Regions from separate parts of the Homo sapiens genome. Here region 2 is linked to region 1. Evidence: chromatin loops called from intact Hi-C (ENCODE). Cell type or tissue: mammary epithelial cell. All regions are shown on one strand. Each heading gives the region's core, and the rest is flanking DNA. Links, peaks and the distances in the headings are about the cores only.

Region 1 (9,537 bases), core at 807-8,806:
AATTGAGTAAAGGCAGTAGGGACACGGGTCCTATCTGCCTTCCAAGGTAGTCCATTGGTATGCATCACTGATAAAATGATGGAGGGAAGGCATCTCTTCCAGCTTCATTGTGGGGAAGACCAGCAAGCAGATTCACAGGCTGGCTGGTTTCATCCAGACGCGAAGACACGACTTGAGGATGCTGTCTAGACTGGAGGGAATATGCTACATCAGCCAAAGGCCCCGGGGTTTATTTTAGTTCTGTGCGTACCTTTAACGTCATAAGGTGATGCTGCAGTGCCCTGAGAAAGAGAGACAGCCACACTTGCATGCTGCACCGCACAGGACACTGAATCACCAGGCCACACACTTCGTGGGTGAGCCAGAGAGAATCCATTTAATGAAGGCTTGGACCAGGATTTCCCATACCTTGTTTCATGGAGCTTTGTGCTTTGAGCTACTCCAGGAAATCAATGGTTACCTGGTCAGATAAGTAAAGAAATGCTGCACATTCTAATTCCTTATTTTTATTTATTTTTTATTTATTTGAGATACAGTCTCACTGTGCTGCCCAGACTGGAATACAGTGGCATGATCTCAGCTCACTGTGACCTCTGCCTCCCAGATTCAAGTGATTCTCTTGCCTCAGCCTCCTGAGTAGCTGGGATTACAGGGGTGCACCACCATGCCTGGCTAATTTTTGTGTTTTTAGTAGAGACATGGTTTCACCATGTTGGCCAGGCTGGTTTCGAACTCCTGACCTCAAATGATCCACCCACCTCGGCCTCCCAAACTGCTGGGATTACAGGTGCGAGCCACCACACCTGGCCAGATCTTCCTTCTTTCCTTAAAAAGAAATAATCTAAATTAAAAACTCATTAACCCCTTAAAAAGGAAGGACGTTTTGACACATACTACAATGTGGAAGAACCTGGAGGACATTAGGCTCAGTAAAATCAGCCAGTCCCAAAAGGATGACTATAGCACCATTGTATGAGATCCATAGAATAGCCAAATTCATAGACAGAAAGTAGAAGGGAGCTTGCCAGGGACTGGGGGAAGAGAGAACAGGGAGTTATTCTTTTAATGGGGAAAAAGTTTCTGTTTGGAATGATGCAAAAGTGCTGCAGATGGATGATGGTGACGATTGCACAGCAATGTGAATGTAGCTAACGCCATTGAACTGTACACTTAAGGATGGTTAACATGGTACATTTTATGTTATGTGTATTATTACCACAATTTTTAAAAATTAAAAAAAAAACTCATTAACCCAGAGTTGACCCAAATTTTCCTTCATGGAATAACTCTTAAAAATTATTTTAACCTATCACCACCCACCTCCCAACAACTGCTGTTGCCATGGGGTATATCAACTAGCTTAGGGCTTGAAAGTGAAATTCTAAGCTTGAGGCTTTTTGGGGAGGGGGACTGACACTGTTAGGAACTGATGGTCATGGATAACAAAGCTAAAGCTCTTTTGAACTGGAGTGGGACCAAGCAAATGGACTTGCCTGCTCCCTAGCTGTTCCCCAGGATATTGTCCTTGTCGGAGAACAGATCACAGGCCACAGGGAGGTGGCCGCCTCCAGCATTTAGGAGAAGATCCTATGATATTGCCTAGAGCTGTAGAGATCCTGTCGCTGAAAGCTCTGTGGCTTCTGCCTTCCATTTGTTCCTTTAGTCTAGTTCCCACCTAAGACAGAGAAAGATCATTTGCTCTATTTCCATGTCCTTGGCCAAATTTCACACTTGCTCAAAGGAAAAATAAAAGATTTTATTTTTGTCACACGCAGGGTCCCACATTTGCTATTACAAGAAGACCTATGTGTTAGTCCATTCTCACACTGCCATAAAGAAATACTCAACACTGGGTAATTTGTAAGGAAAAGAGGCTTAATTGACTCACAGTTCCACTGGCTGGGGAGGCCTCAGGAAACTTATAATCATGGCAAAAGGGAAAGCAGGCACCTTCTTCACAAGGCGGCAGGAGAGAGTGAAGCAAAGGAGGGACTTTCAAACACTTACGGAACCATCAGATCTCATGAGAAATCACTCACTGTCATGAGAACAGCATGGGGAAACTGCCCCCATGATCCAATCAACTCTCTTCTTTGACATGTGGGGATTACAGGTCCCTCCCTTCATAGATGGGGATTACAATTCAAGATGAGATTTGGGTGAAGACACAGAGTCAAACCATATCAACCTATTTTTACCAGTTGTTTTGAACCACATGAAATTGTCAAATTTGACCATTTTGACCTGCAAAAATAGCAACTGCAAATGGTTTAAACTAAACAGTTGTGTGCTGATCCTGCCTCCTAACCCCAGCAGAGTTGTTTTCCACAAAGTGTACTCCAGGAAATGCATCTTTGAGCACATGCTTTTTGATCCAAGTGTCCTCTATCAACATCTGCCACGACCTTGTCTCCTACACTAGCCTCCACCACACGTTTCTCTGCCTATAATCTTCTCCTTTCCTGCCCACCTCACAGACATCACCCGGACTTTCAATGAAGCACCAGGCACGGAGCGAGAACACTCAGCTTCCAGTACGGGAGCACTCAGCCTTCCACTCTGCCACTCTCTCCATGCTCCCTGTGTGCTTTCTCATGAGGTGGGGCAATGGCAACCACATTCTCTAGGCTCAAACGGTTTTTCTTTTCTTTAAAACACCTAGCATTAAACGCACACACATATCTTTACCCCAATCGCCTGTTACAACGCTAAATTCTTTATTATCATTATTATTATTATTTCGATAGTTTTGGGAGAAACAGGTAGTGTTTGGTTACATGGGTACGTTCTTTAGTAGCGATTTCTGAGATTTTGGTGCAACCATCACCCAAGCAGTGTACAAGCCCCCAATGTGTAGTCTTATCCCTCACCCTCCTGCCCCCGTTCCCCCAAAGTCCCCAGAGTCCATTATGCCTTTCCATCCTCATAGCTCAGCTCCCACTTATAAGTGAGAACATATGATGTTTGGTTTTCCATTCCTGAGTTACTTCATTTATACAGAATAATGATCTCCAACTCCATCCAGGTTGCTGTGAATGCCATTATTTCATTCCTTTTTATAGCTGAGTAGTATTCCATGGTGTGTATATATATATATATATATATTACATTTTCTTTATCCATTCTACAATACTAAATTCTTAATTCGCCTGCTAACACATCCCTTTCTTCCTCCCTTCTTGTTCTAAGTAATTCCATAGTAAGATTACTCCACCTTGGTGTGTCTGCACAAAACTTCCCTCTCCTACCTCTGGTGCTTTAGTACCTGCCTTTTCCATTTGAAATATCTCCCTATCTCCAACCTGAATCCCATGGGAAATTTGGGACTTATTTCTAAACCACCTCCTCCTGTGTGGTTTTCCAGAACACCCTACGGATTTGCCTTCTGCATCAGAGGGAATTCACTTGTACATACGAATGGAAATACTATTTGTTACCCAGGCCTCCTATGCTAACGCAGATTTTTCTTAGGAAATGCTTAAATACAGATATGTATTTATTTTACATATCTGCTTAACCATTTGGTTTTCCTACTCCACTCTAAACACCTTTAAAGCAATAAATTCATACATGTATTATGTATTTGTATATATAATAAATGTATACAAAATGACTAATATAATTTTGACACATATTTGAAATTCCTTAAGTATCTGTTGCTAGCCAATGTCTTAGTATGCTTGGGCACTTATAAATGACAGAAACTTAGTTATCTCAGTCTAGAGGCTGAAAGTCCAAGATCAAGGTGCTGGCAGATTTGGTATCTGCTAAGGGCACACCTCCTTCATGGAAAAACATCTTCTCACTGTAATCTCACAGGTGGATGGGGCAAACAAGTTCCCACCTGCCTCTTTATAAGGGCCCTAATCCCATGCATGAGGGCATCACCCTCAGGAGCTAATCCCCTTCCAAAAGCCCCACCTCCAAGTACCATTCCCTTAAGGATTAGGATTTCAAGATATGAATTTTGGGGAGACACAAACATTTAGACCATAGCACCCAACTAGTGAACCATCAGTCCCTAGTTCCCCCACAAGCACCGCCCCCTCAACCACACACACACACACACACTCACACATACCAATCTCTCTTCTTACTCAAACCAGGAAGAAAAAAATATTTTATTCATGATAGGCTCAGCCAGCTTAGGCAGATTCACCATGAAACTCAGTGACCTTAATCTTTCCAGTCCCTCCTTTCCTCCAGTCTCTTTCAAGGTCCTGTACCTAATTTTAAATTAATAACTTATCTTTTGCTTAAGGAAGGCCCCCCAAATTCTACAAACTCCAGGCCCCACAGTCCTGAGTTCTCCCTTGCTGGCCACTGAACAGCATGGCTAAGCCCTACTGAATGTGTTCCTTCCTCTCCCTCCTGAATCTTTCTCCTTTTGCATTTCTACAGCCTAATCTTCTACAGATCAGCGGGCTACTATTTTCCCAGGTGGATCCCATTTCCTTCCTTCCTTGCTCCTTCTTGAGCACACTTCTAACCTCTTTGTTTATCCTTCTGCACTAAGACTTGATCTGTGCTTCCTCTAACACCAGCCAAGTTCGTATTCCTGGAAGAATTCACGTGCATCCTGTGACTAGTTCTTCTGACTCATTGATAAAGATTTTTAATATACTCCGTTCTCACAGTTACCCCAGGGGCATTCTGCTGAACACCTTCTTGCAGCTAGATCCGCTGCCATTTATTTATCAGTTCCATTGCATTCGGTTCATGGTTTTGGAGGCAGGTTTCAAGCTGTATCGGAGTTCTCCTATTCCAGCCAATTTGAACTTGTTTCGCAAGTAAAATTTCATGGGACATTTTCATCAAGCGCTTTCCTAGAGTCCAAATAGATAACATCTGCTGTGTTTCTTCTGACCATCCGTGTATTGTGTTGTGTGTGTGTGTATAGACGTGCTCATTTCTTTTCAAGAAGCAAGCCTTTAAGCCTGCCTGGCATCATTGGTACCTAACAAACCCACCCACGTGGCTGTCAGTCCCAGATTTCATTACTCTCTGGTTTGGTGCTAATTAGTTTGCATAGATTAGGATTTTTCTTCCCTCTTATAATTTGTCTTATACTATAAACAATTGTTTTAGCTTTAACAGTGAAGTTGAGCTTATGGAACTACATTTCACAAGGTCCTTCATTCTAGGACCTCGGGGATTCACTCTCTGCTCCCAGCTGCTTCTAATCAAAGCTAATTCCCTCCCACAACATTCCCCCGGCTCCAAGTGCTGACACCAATCTCCCCGTTAAACAAGATGACTCAGGGTGCTTGGGAAGCAGATTCTCATTTCCTGTATTTTCCCACAGCTTGCTGCCGCCTCCCTATGGTACGTTTCCCGGTTCGACATGCAGCTCAGAATTCCCCCTGCCCATCTCACTTCATAATTTGTGTCAGTACTTCCTGGAGTGGGACTGCTTCCCTTGGAAGTTGCTGGAAGGTGGAGTTAATTCAGGTCATGGTCCTCAGGCTGCAAAGGGTCCTGCTGGACCAGAAGCTTCCTGGAGGGGTGGGGCTAAGGGAGCAGAGATGGAGAATGGAAGCTGAAAAGAAGATTCCAGACTGTAGGGAGTTTACACTGGCAGTGATTTGTACAAGACAAAATGAGAAAAACTGGAAAAATCGAGGTCATATCAAAGTGAACAAATAAGGATCAACAGCTTCAGAGAAATGAAGACTTTGCTAATAACAATCAGTGATGGGGGTGATATCGTTTGGCCATGTCCCCACCCAAATCCCATCTTGAATTATAGCTCCTGTGTCCCCACCCAAATCTCACCTTGAATTATAGCTCCCATAATTCCTACATGTTATGGGAGGGACTCAGTGGGAGGTAACTGAATTATGGGGGTGGGTCTTTCCCATGCTGTTCTCGTGATAGTGAGTAAGTCTCATGAGAACTGATGGTTTTTAGAAAGGTGAGTTCCCTTGCACATGCGCTCTTGCCCATCACCATGTAAGACATGCCTTTGCTCTTCCTTCACCTTCCACCATAATTATGAAGCCTCCCCAGTTATGTGGAAGAGTGAGTCCATTAAACCAGTTTCCTTTATAAATTACCCAGTCTTGGGTATGGTTTTGTTAGCAGCATGAGAACAGACTAATACAGGAGGTACATTTCTTCCCCCACCAAATGAACATGGAAGGCATTAAAGGCTTTGAAGTTAAAGGTGGAAGCGCGCTGGATGCGAAAAGTGTGAAAGCTTCTTTCTCTCAAGGAATCCTGACTTCTGTAGGCACAGAGGACAGAGAGACTCAATGATCACTCAGAGAATGAATGAAGTCTGGGAGCTGGGAGGAGATAGAGAATGCCACTGCCACCAGCCCACACTGCACTTCCTTCAGGTGAGACAGGGAGGAAGTGAGAGGGCCCAGAGGCCACGCATTCAGTTTTGCTGTTATCAGTTCCTAGAGTCACAAGTTTTATCTCCCGACACACTTCTGATACAGTACTTACAACATCCTGTCCTTCAGAAACAGCTCAGGAAATAAACCTTGTGACTTCAGGCATTGAGCCATTCTTGGGATCTAAAATCTGTGACATATAGAGTATGGAATGACAGACATTGGAGACTAGGAAGGACGAAGGGTTGAAAGGGGTGAGGGATGAGAAATTGTCAGAGCCATTGGAACCAGAGTGACTCCATCTTTTTTTTTTTTTTTTTTTTGAGATGGAGTCTCGCTCTGTCGCCCAGGCTGGAGTGCAGTGGTGCCATCCCTGCTCACTGCAAGCTCTGCCTCCCAGGTTCACACCATTCTCCTGCCTCAGCCTCCCAAGTAGCTGGGACTACAAGCGCCCACTACCAGGCCTGGCTAATTTTTTGTATTTTTAGTACAGACGGGGTTTCACCACATTAGCCGGGATGGTCTCGATCTCCTGACTTCGTGATCCACCCACCTCGGCCTCCCAAAGTGCTGGGATTACAGGCATGAGCCACCACACCCTGCCGGAGTGACTCCGTCTTGAATAGGGGATGGGTAAAATGAGGCTGAGACCTGCTGGGCTGTATCTCCAGGAGGTCAGCCATTCTTAGTCACAGGAAGGATGGGATAGGAAGTAACAAAGACCCCTCTGATGAAACAGGATGCAGTAAAGAAGCCAGCCAAAACCCATCAAATCCTAGATGGCAATGACGATGACCTCCAGTCATCCTCACTGCTCATTCTATGCTAATGATAATGCATTCACATGCTAAAAGACACTCCCACTGCTGTAGTGACAGTTTACAAATGCCATGGCAACATCCAGAAGTTACCCTATATGGTTTAACCCATATTAAATGATATAGTTTACTTCCAGGGGAATTGCCCACCCCTCTCCTGGAAAACTCATGAATAATTCACCCCTTGTTTAGCATATGATCAAAAACTAACCACAAAAATAGCCAACCAGTAGCCCTTGTGGCTGCTCTGCCTATGGAGTAGCCATTCTTTTGTTTATTTACTTCTCTCATAAACTTGCTTTCACTTTACTCTGTGGACTCACCCCAAATTCTTTCTTCCAGGGAGATCCAAGAACAGTCTCTTAGGGTCTGGATCAGGACCTCTTTCTGGTAGCAAAATTACTTAATGGATGCAATGTACATTATTTGAGTGATGGTTACACTAAAAACCCAGACTTTACCTCTAGGCAATATATCCAGGTAACAAAATTGCACTTGTACCCCTTAAATCTATACAAATAATTTAAAAAAGAAAATCAAAACCTGCAGGGAGACTGCTGTTACTCAGTACTCTGGCTTCCACCTGTCGGTAGTTACTATGAAGAATAACCCTAAAATTATCCCAGAAATGTCTAAAGGAAACATTCATAGTACATTTGATGGTCTGCTATCAGAACTTTTCATGCCATTTTTTTTCTGGTTAAATGTCAAAATAAGCATCATAAAATTCTATGTAAGATTCTAACTGATAATATTAGAATCATTAACATGTTACTGCTCCTTTATGTTTGAGACTCTTCACAACCATTCAAAGACTATCCATTCATTTACCCAATACATATTCATGAAGTTTGTAGGAAAGCTCCCTTCAGCCTACCTGCTTTGAATTTGGTTCCTCACTAATTGTGTTCTAACCTCATCTGCTTCTGCCTCTTTACCTTCCAACCCTACCATCAGTGCCTTCCTGATGAGAAAGTAAAAATTAACTCAGAACAAGGAAGTAAAAACATGCCTGGCCATTCATCAGGCTGGAATAACAGACACAGATAAAGCCATCTTCAAAGTAACAGGGAACAGTATTTCTCCCAAGGACACACTGCAACTCTAACAGGTCAGAACAGCCCCTTCTTTGAGTCACTACTGCTTTTTTACTCTCTAAGAAACTTTGTTCTCTAAAAGCATGGACTCTCCAAAGCTTTGCTGTTTGGAATTGTATCAGTAAGAATGAAACCTCCACTTCTGGCTGGAAAACCTAGTCGCTTTTTGATGCAGAGAAACAATCTAGATCTCTAACTCAGAGGCAGAGCTTCAGATACGGGGTTTCCACATCTATCTCACAACTGCATTGTTTCCATAGAAACAGGACCCTGGGTCCATTTTTCAGTGCAGATCTGATACTGACCCCTTTATACTACCCTACTTCGCTGTGAGCCTATCTAAACACTACTTCATTCAAATTTCATCTAAACCCCACCCTTCCCCAGAATCTAGATTACTTTTATTTCTTCTTTGTTTGGTGAGATGCCCTCTAGGGTTCCATTTACCCGATTGGATTACATCAATAAACCCAAATGTACCAGGCTATTGGTTTGTTTCTGGTGGTCTTAGGTTGATTCAGCTAGGATATTGAGCAGCTAATGTTTATTCTGCCACAAACAGAATAAATTCTCCAGAGGTTGGCAGAATGGCTATAAGATTCATCCCCAGCTGGGCAGAGTGGGAACAGTAGCTCAAACCTGTAATCCTAGCACTTTGGGAGGCCAAGGCAGGTGGATCACTTGAGGCCAGGAGTTCAAGACGAGCATGGCCAAGATGGTGAAACCCTAGCTCTACTAAAAACACAAAAAAGAAAAAATAAATGCTGGGTGTGGTGGCACATGCCTGTAATCCCAACTACTCAGGAGGCTGAAGAAAAGAATCACTTGAGCCTTGGAGGTGGAGGTTGCAGTGAGCCGAGATTATACCACTGTACTCTAGCATGGATAACAGAGCGAGACTCTGTCTCAAAAAAATAAAAACTAAAATTCATCTCCTATAATTATGTATGGTTCTGTTTATATTTTTTCAAAGTATTTAGATGATGGAACTTCTGCCTTTGTTAAGGGTATTTGTACAGGATATGAGGTATTTGAGTTATACAAATCTTGCTCTCAAGGATCCAAGACCAGTCAATACTTTCATATAAACTTGGAAATAATTACCCTAGACCAGAGATCACTGGTAATTATTATAAAACTGTTTCTGTAAATGGACAAATAGTAAATATTGCTGAAAACTATGTAACTCTGTTGTTGTTGTAGCCCAAAAGTAGCCATAGATAATATGTAGTGATTGAGCTTGGCTGTATTCCAATAAAACTTTATTTAGCAAAACAAGAA
Region 2 (9,451 bases), core at 1-8,000, 540 kb before region 1:
CCAGTTCCTAATCAGAATCTGTACCTCATGGAGGTTACAGGGATCCAAGGTCATGATAACTGAGGCTTGTACTGCATCTGGACTCAGAACAGAGCAAATGTGTGCCTGGTCTAAGTACTTCCGTAAAATACCCAGTGTCTTGGTGTCCTTCTGCAGCACAGTCTCTGTCGTCTTTGACATAAGTATCGAGATTATACACACATCACTGATAAGGGATAAAAGGCACCCTGGAAATCCGTAAATAAAGGACTAGCAGTCACGGCAGTGCACTGCATTGAGTCTGGTTTGGTTGGGTCTGAAACTGTACCTGAAATGGTTTCTTTAAGTATCTTGCTTTCTCTATTTCTCGATGTTTAATAAAGGAAGGGACACGGACATGTAGAGAAGGCTAAAATAAGAAATGCTGTGTGAGGCCATTTTTCCCCACACAAACCAAGAAAGAAATAAAGACCTTCCCTGCATGGACACCCTCTCTACTAAGAGTGTTCATGCTGCTCATAGCACTGAAGATTCCACATCCAGTGCTTTTTTTCAGTGTTTTCTTAGCTTTCAATGATGTACCTGTCAGTGTGATTATAGATTTAACCCTTAGGAGGGAATCTCTCCTACATTTTAGCATCGGAGACCTAGATTAAAGGCTGAGGAGAGAAGATTAAATGTGGCCAAGAGAGAGAAGCTTTTCTTTCTCATTCCGTCTGGTACAGCCAAAGGGGTAAGGAAGACGCGGGCTTCTCTTACGATAGATTGTGAGGCTGCAGTTTCTATGGTGACTGGTTTCTTTTTCCCTTATTCAGCAGCTAAATGCAGCAACATTCAAACACTTGTAGCTGAGTTTGGCCTTCAGGTGGGACACTTACATTCTCCAGGCATTTGCCTTAAGCCCATATATAGAGACAGAGCTTAATTTTTTCCCCAAGTCATTTAGCAGTTAATGTTTGTGGGATACATGATGGATATCTCCTTCTCATCATGTTATCCCCAAATGGCTTTGAAATAGAGGCTGTTGGCCGGGCACGGTGGCTCACACCTGTAATCCCAGCACTTTGGGAAACCAAGGCGGGTGGATCACCTGAGGTCAGGAGTTCGAGACCAGCCTGGCTAACATGGTGAAACCCTGTCTCTACTAAAAATACAAAAATTTCCTGGGCATTAGTGGCACGTGCCTGTAGTCCACCTACTCGGGAGGTTGAGGCAGGAGAATCACTTGAACCCGGGAGGTGGAGTTTGAAGTAAGCTGAGATCGCGCCATTGTACTCCAGCCTGGGCGACGAGGGAGAAACTCTGTCTCAAAAAAGAAAAGAAAAGAAAAGAAAAGAAATAGAGGCTGTTTTGATGGTAGGTGATTTTGTTAGCAGACTGGTGCATGTCCCTCTGTGATCTCGGTGCCATTGATTGAACTTGGGAGGTTTCTACCCCATGGCTGGAGCCGGGTCTGTTCTCTCAGGCATCCCCAGTGTCTGGGCCTGAAAGCATGGTTCTGCAGAGTACGTGCTCCCCTACCTCCTGTTGCCATTCCCGTTTCTTTACAGACTTGAAGAGGTTTGTTAAACAGAATCTCTTTGGGTGGAAAACCCCAGAGAAGTCCAGTTCGTTGAATACCCGTCCCTGGCAACATACAGAACTGCGAGGTGGGGTTCATCTGTGGGATCCTTTGCCTGTTCTGGGTACTTGAACTGAAGCACATGAATTCCATGGCAAAAAAGGACCAGCGGGGCCATCTAGTTTTTATGAGTATTGGAGAAAATCTTATAAGAGACACACTAAAGAGGGCAACATTGGTCAAACAATAAATGTAACTATAAAAATCGCAAAATCCAGATCTATACAGAGTTCGCCATCGCAGCTGCTTGATCACTGGGGCCTGAGCTCCGCTGTCTGCAGTCCGTTAGATAGCAACTTGCTTTTAATCCTAAACGTTAAGAATTTAAGAATTTAGTCAACTTTCAGTTATCTGCTCCGGGAGTTCTCACTCCCAAATGGCTTCTGCTTACCGCGGATAATTCTGGCTCTTGCCAGTTCCCGGGGAACTTGCAGGGAGGGTGAGATCATATTAGCATGAACTTAGCGTAATTGGTGTATGGGATTTGGAGGTGTGCAAAGGGGATACATCTCTTGTTTATAAAACTAGACACATTTCAAAGTGATCATTGTGCCTGATTTTTTATTTTTTGGGCCATTTTCTATTCCATTCTCTATTAATAAAAATAATTAAGAAAAGATTATAATTCTTTTATCTACAGAAGATCTTATTGTGGATTTAAGCCACGGTAAAATTGTTTGGAGGTGGCTCCCCCATCCCCCCTCCAAAAAACATTAAAAAACCACCAATCCTTTTGCAAGTTAGGCCACCCGTTTAAGCCCCGTAGTGCCTTTCATGAACAGACACTTGCTCCAGGGAGAAACCTGATGTAAAGAGAAGTTTGAGCTTCTCTCTTTTAACTTTAGGACTTCAGAGGTTTGAGAGCTAATGGAAAATGAGGACCCCATGTAATAAGGGGAGCCCAGTGGTGTGGCCATGCCACCGGGCCTTGCCCTTCAGCGCTGTCACCCCTGCCCCCAGGGAGGGCACACTGAGGAGGCTGGCCTACTTTGCTGGGTGTCAATAAAAGGTGTGGGGACTGTTCATTCCTGAGCTTTCTCTCTTCCGTCCTTCCGCCAGCCACCCTACTTTGAATCTGCCTGTCTCAATGACATAAAGTCAAGGATAAGATAAAATCTGCCTCCAGTTTTGTCGCCAGTGCCATTTATAACCAGAAAGGCCAGCACGAACATGTCAGATAAACCTTTACATGAATATATGATGTCCTGCACTTAACAACTTGATGAAAGGAAAGGCTCAGTTTAGGAGAGTGGAAACCTGCTTTAAAGCTCCTTAATATTTAACAAGATCTTGCACTTGTGGTGACCTGCAAAGTCTCTAGATCACAACAGGATTTATTCTTTTCCCTGCCGGCATCTGGATTCTCCTAAAAGTAAATCCATCCAGACATGCCTGCATACGTAACCCCCACCCGGCAAAGGGATCAGAACATTTGGTCATTTCGCCTGTGAGTCTGTACTGATTCATGCACTCCCTGATCCTCAGTCATTGCTGAGCATCCGAAGATTCTGAGAGACTGCAGGTCTATAAACAATGGGACAGGGAGCCAAGGCATGGCCAGAGTGTTACAAACCCTGGCTTTCTGTGTGATAAGCCACTCACCTTGAGGACGTTTTTGGAATATGCATTAACCTTTCAGACCTTTCGGGATAGCATAAAAAGGTACGAAGGAAAAACATAATTGAAGCCATAGATGAATCATAGGAACTCAAAAACCATTCTTCATTGGAAAGTGTTGCAGTGAATTGGTGAGCGTTTCTAGTGATTCGCACCCACGGGCTGCAGACCTTGTGCTGGGTACTGTGCATATACTATCTCACATCCCCACAGTAACCTGACTCGAGAGGCACAGGAGTCTTACTGGTTAAGTTCAGGAATTGCCAGGCTCAGAGAAGTTAATTTCTAGTCATACCTCATACAGAGAGACCATGGGTGAGCCAGGATGCACAGACGTACCTCAAACCCAAGGCCACACTTTTTTTTTTTTAATGTTTCTTTGTTAAACTGGGGTATTTAAAGACTGCGCAAACTCAGTATTATTATAACAAAGAACCAGAAAATGAATTCTGAGAGTATTCAGTGTTGCCTATTCAGTATGGTATTTGAACTGGAGTATGTTGCTCAACTCCTTATTACTCAGTTGCTTTTGACGAGGGCTCTCCTGGGATTTTGGCCAGGATGATTTTTTTATTGTACTAAGTGACAACTGCCCCTGCCCCTTGCCAAATAACTGTCTGCACTGGGGAATGTGGTAGATGCCGCCTGTGTAGAATTAGAACCAGTGGTGTAAGCCGGAAGAGTGGCCCCATTTTTCTTGTCAGTGATTGGCTTAGGGAGAGATTTGTGACCAATTTGGGTCAGTAATAAATGAGGACATCTGCTGGTAGTTTCTGGAATAGGTTTCCTTGCTTTGAAGAAGCAGCATAGGGAAGAGGGGGCCTTGCTCTGCCTGAGAGGCCTGGAGTTTCTGCAGCCATCTTGAGCCCACAAGGGAGGAGCTGGACTGGGGAAAGCTGTCATATTTAGGGTGTGGAAGGAGGAGGATGAAAAGAACCGAGGCCATTTCTGACATTGCTCATGGCTCTGTTCACCAGGCTTTTCTATTCACTTGCCTTTTCTCTGGACCCCTTTGCTGTGTGAGATAATGGATTTCCTTATGGTTTATACCAGGTCGAGTAGGGTTTTCTGTCTGGTCTTTGTGTGAGAAGGCCCTTTAATAGATAAAGGCTTCCTTGGGGACCAGTACCATTTCAGGTGACTGGTCTGCTTGTCTGTAGGTTGGAAATGATTGCTTACTCCTTGCAAACAGAGAACCCATTGCTGCCATAGTGGTAGTAGGCAGTGGGTTAAGGAGTACTTGAGTTATTGTTATTGTCCTGTGCATGCAAAGCACCTCTTGTACCACCATATTGTGGTCACCATTGTTTATGGTTATTGCTGTCATTCATAACAGCATCTTTGAATCTTATACACTAGACATTCAAAGTGGAGGCAGTGGGAGGGTAACAGCAGCACCAGGTCTGCAGTGTAGACTGGCAGCACCGGGTCTGCAGTGTAGACTGGCACAAATGTAAGTGTGAATTTCCAGTTCTTGCTGAGACAGCATCAGAGTGAGTCAAAATTAACAGGGTTGGTTGGCACTGCTGATCACACCAAGGGGCTGAAGGGTGGGTACTAGAGTGAGTTAATGCTGGAGACAGAGGCAGAGAGAATCCACTGATGCTGAGGAAGCTCATCAGAAGTGTAGGGGGAGGAGACCACAAGGTCAGGTGTCTCATCAGCGATACCTGACTTCTCTCTTAACCGAATCTGAATCAGTGGTCCTCAACTCAGGGGCCAGGGGCATGTGCCCTTCAGTGGACATGTGGCAAAGCCAGGAGACATTTCAGTTGTCCCAGGTGGGGGATGCAGTCAGCATCTAGTGGATAGACCCCAGAGATGCAGTTGCAACATCCTACAGTGGCAGAACAGCCCCCCAACAAAGATTCTGGCCCCCAAAGGCCAATAGTGTTGAGGCTGACCATCCCTGTTTCTCACCTGGAAGTGGTTGATGGAGGGAGCCGAGGGCAGCTGGGGTGTGAGGAAGGCTCTGGAGACTGAAGCTGTTATTAGATCCAGTCCAGGCTGCTTGGCAGTGGGCACTTTCCAGTGGGGAGGCTTCCCACTTGTGGCAGAGCACGTAGAGGGGTTTGCAAGCTCTCTGTGTTTACTGGCCTCCACGTTGGTGTCTGGGAAGGGCAAAACAGAAGCTCAGACTGCTGGGTGGAGAAGTTTTGCGCCTTCCCAGCTCTTGCTTCTTTCTGTGAAGCATGCTGGCGTCATGTTTCCATGACAGCAGTTGAGTTAATGCATTTAGGGGCCCCCTCAGCGTCCACCACATCCTGCCTGTTGTAAATTGTGTGGTTCAGGTTGTGATCTATGATACTACGGTCCTAAATTTCTCATTACTATTTTTTAACTTGATTGAATGCACAGCTACTAGACAAAATCGCTCTTTACCTCTGTAAGTAAAAAATAGAAATGCTTATTAGTGTTCAGCAATAGATTTTAAAATTACATTTTTGTTACAAATACTTCACTGGCTAAATTGAAATCAGTGTGATCAAATTGAAATGTCATAATACTATTGATTTAATAAATGCTGGCCTCCTAATATCTGTTTTTCAATGAAACTAGTATTACGGGAGTAATTTTCTAATGAACATCTGAGCACTAGGTCATTGGTAAAACAAAAGAAGAATGATATCATAAATGGTTCTGGATGGTTTTTTCAGCGGGACCTGGCATGCTGATACGAATAGAGGAATTAAAGCGTAGCTCATTATATATTAATTTGAATGTAATACTAACTAAAACCTTCCATTGACTTCACTGAAGCCTAGTCTTAGAAATTATGCAGATTAATGGAGGCCTTGAAAAGAAGCACATGCAATATTTGAGTTCCCTTTGGACCAAAAAACTGGCATGTTGGAACTGAAAAAATTATATACTGTGCAGTATTTTTGTGTAAGTACAATACACTAAAAGATTTTGTTGCTTAAAAAAACTGGGCAGGGTGAATCCTATATCTGTTTTTTGTCTATTTTATTTTATATCCAAATAAGCCGAAAGGAAGAAGCAAAGGACCGAAGGTTGACACTGAGATTGCTGCTGCAGAGGGAGAATTTCCTGCAGCTTTTGATTGTGGAACTCAGGTTAAGAATGTGGTTCCTGGAGCCAGGCACGGTGGCTCACGCCTGTAATCCCAGCACTTTGGGATGCTGAGGCGGTTGGATTGCTTGAACCCAGGAGTTTGAGACCAGCCTGAGCAACATGGCAAAACCCCATCTCTACAAAAAATACAAAAAATTAGCCAGGTATGGTGGTGCACACCTGTCGTCCCAGCTACCCGGGAGGCTGAGGTGGAAGTATTGCTGGAGCCTGGGAGGCGGAGGTTGCAGCAAGCCTTGATTGCATCATTGCACTTCAGCCCGGGTGGCAGAGACCCTACCTCAATGAAAAAAGAATTTGGTTTCTGCATAAGGATGATTTCACTGCCTTTTTTGTTTTTACATGAAAATCCTCACCAAGTACATTTTAATTTTGTTGTATTAATTAATGAGAACTTGTTCTCCCCTGTGCCTCATCTTTCACAATTTTATATCATGTGAGATGTATTTATCTAATAAAGTGGCGATGGGAAGAGGCATTAGCTATTTTCGGAGTCTGTGATAGCCACATAGTGACATTTTAAAAGCATAAGCTTCGGTTCTTCAAGCCCCTCAAGTAAATGTGGAGATGAGTCAAGTTCAGGCAGGCCCAGCAGACATGAATGTTCTTTCTTTTCTGTCTTCTCTTTCTCCTGTCTCTCTGTTAGTAATACTCTCCATTGCTGTCTGTAGATTAATACTCACAGCCACGTGTATACTGTATTTTATAAAGAACTTTGCTGTTCACCCTGAAGCTTTGGCACCTGCCAGAGACATGAGTTGCTGCTGACTCATGATGACTATATCCAGGCAGGTGTGTTTCTCCCGCAGCGATGGTTCACTCCTCCTGAATCAGGTGCTGTCCCTTTCCAGGCACAGCAACCACTGGCAAGGCAGGGACTTCATCAGAGGCAGATGTTGAAAGTGGTGGGTGACCGTGGGTAGTGAGTGCACCCAGGGCAGGCTCTGACGTTGTGGGATCCTCCTGACCCCTGTTTTAAGTGAAAAAAGTGAGACATAAGCCAAAACTATAAAGTCAGGACACCAAGATATTGCAGTTTGTCCATACTCCTTTTTCCAGCGTGATACTCTACTTCCTGTTTCTCACTGTACAGTTTTTTCTTTTCTTTTCTTTCCCCTCCCCTCCCCTCCCCTCCCCTTCCCTTTCCAACGGAGTCTCGCTCTGTCACCCAGGCTGGAGTGCAGTGGCGTGATCTCTGCTCACTGTAACTTCTGCCTCCGGAGTTCAAGCCATTCCCCTGCCTCAGCCTCCGCAGTAGCTGGGATTACAGGCGCCCACCGCCACGCCCAGCTAATTTTTATATTTTTAGTAGAGATGGGGTTTCATAATGTAGGCCAGGCTGCTCTCAAACTCCTGACCTCAGTGATTTTCTAAGTAAATTTCCAGCTTCTCAGGGTCAGCAATCACATCAACTACTTTCCTGTGCGTCCATCATAGGATGGTGCCTGTCACATAGTGTTTAAAATACCAGTCCCAGGCTGGGGTTGGTGTGGACTTTGCAGCCAGCCACGTGTACTAGATTAACCACGTTGGTCAGAGTAACCTGTCTTGGTTAACATCGATAACATCGCATGGAAGTCGGTATCGATGGAGGATAATTGATGAAGCACTGTGGACATTTTGCTGCACATATTTCCTAAATCTTCATTGCTTACTGTATAAACACACAAAAGTAGTCATGGTATTTGTTAATTGTTGATGAAGGTTGTGACTGGCTGTAGGTAAACATTTTGGAAGTAATTTTTAGGACTGGAATGCACTCACATGCTTTTTTCTTAAGCCACTGAAAAGTGCGAGGAATTAACAGCAAAACTTGGAGGTTTTAAGTAAATGATCAGTGTTAGTAGCTATCACTTTTTAACTTAGCAATAGCTCTCTTTGAAAGAAAATTCTAGGGGGCTTTAAGTAGGTTGTAGGTTGTAGTGGTATTGTTTGCTTGTACTAATTATTGATTTTTTAAAAATCCTTTTTGGTCTTTGTTCCGTGGTCTGTTATATAACCTGGTGGCTAGAGGGTGGGCTCAGACTGAATCAGGCTGCTTGGGTTTGAAGCCTGGCTTCTCTTGGTAGCTGTGTGCCCTTGCTTAGATAACTTCATCTCTCTAAATCTTAATTTCCTCCCACAAGAGGGATTCCACCCCACAGTCTGTGTCAGCAGAAAATGACAATGCAGGGAGCATGCCTGCCAGTATTTACAACATGTTAGCTGTTTCTGTCCACTTGATATTACAGCCTGAGCATCTCTTATCCAAAATGCCTGGGACCAGACGTGTCTCTGGGTTCAGATTTTGGAATATTTGCAGTACATTTGTCTGTTGAGCATCTGAAAACCTGAAATCGAAAAGGCTCCAATGAGCATCTCATGTGAGCATCTTGTTGGCCCTCAAAAAGTTTCAGGTTTGGGGCTTGGGATTTTCAGAGTTGGGATTCCAGTTTGTATACACAGAACCTAGTTAGTCTCAGCACAGAGTTACTACATCTTAGTAGGAGAGTGAGAACTGCTCAGGCTCTGGAGGGAATAAAGCTGATGAAACCAGGGTGCAGAAAGGAAGTTGATGTAGATAGAACCACTTTTACCACGTCAGTCTGCTGAAAATAAGGTTCCCTGAAGAGACATTGCCACAGTAGCCTGTGAAGACAGTCTTCCAATAAAATGAATGGCATTTTACTTTTGATCAATATAAAACTACTTTAGGGCAAAAATAAAAATGGGTAGTGATGAATGTAGATGGGAATGACATTGCTGGCATTTATTAAAGGAGAGCAGTTTTTCTGTACGCAATTTGACCAGACTCCAGTACTCTGAAGTAAACAGTATTTCTTTAATGTGACAGGCATATTTGTAAATCTACTAAGGACTTAGTAATATATCCTGATAACGGGAATAACATCATTCTTGATCCAATAATTGCAAAGTGTGAATGATTCTCTAGAGCTTTGCAAAGGCCAAGAATGTCTCTTTCAAATGACAGTGAATTTTCCATTATCTCTTAGTACATAATCGGTTTGGCGAATTGTCTTCAGGACCCAGGAACTCTCTCTGTCCTTGACATTGAGGATGATGAGTTGGGTGTTTGTGTAAATGAATGCATGCCCTCCGACTGCATTAACAGCCCAAAGTAAGTGGTCTGGGGTGATTAGA

The links. Hi-C counts contacts between places; a loop is a spot of excess contacts. Peaks named below come from ENCODE experiments on the same cell type or tissue, not always from the same donor. Only the 100,000 strongest peaks of a DNase experiment are listed, where the experiment ranks them.
Region 2: it touches region 1 in a loop (5-fold over the local background); 2 of 110 quality-filtered maps call a loop at or near these places.

Annotation. Positions count from the first base shown.
Region 1 is chr10:6,717,370-6,726,906 of GRCh38, reverse strand. No RefSeq gene overlaps it. Among named protein-coding and RNA genes, the nearest start is that of LINP1, 15 kb to the left of the region's middle. In mammary epithelial cell, for the core only: a CTCF peak has its summit at 5,322; DNase peaks (open chromatin) are centred at 4,596 and 5,266; H3K27ac peaks cover 2,170 bases.
Region 2 is chr10:7,255,096-7,264,546 of GRCh38, reverse strand. The region is part of intron 7 of SFMBT2 (Scm like with four mbt domains 2); the gene reads left to right. Among named protein-coding and RNA genes, the nearest start is that of SNORD129, 73 kb to the right of the region's middle. RefSeq lists an enhancer at 6,541-7,740. In mammary epithelial cell, for the core only: a CTCF peak has its summit at 3,972; DNase peaks (open chromatin) are centred at 3,856 and 7,066.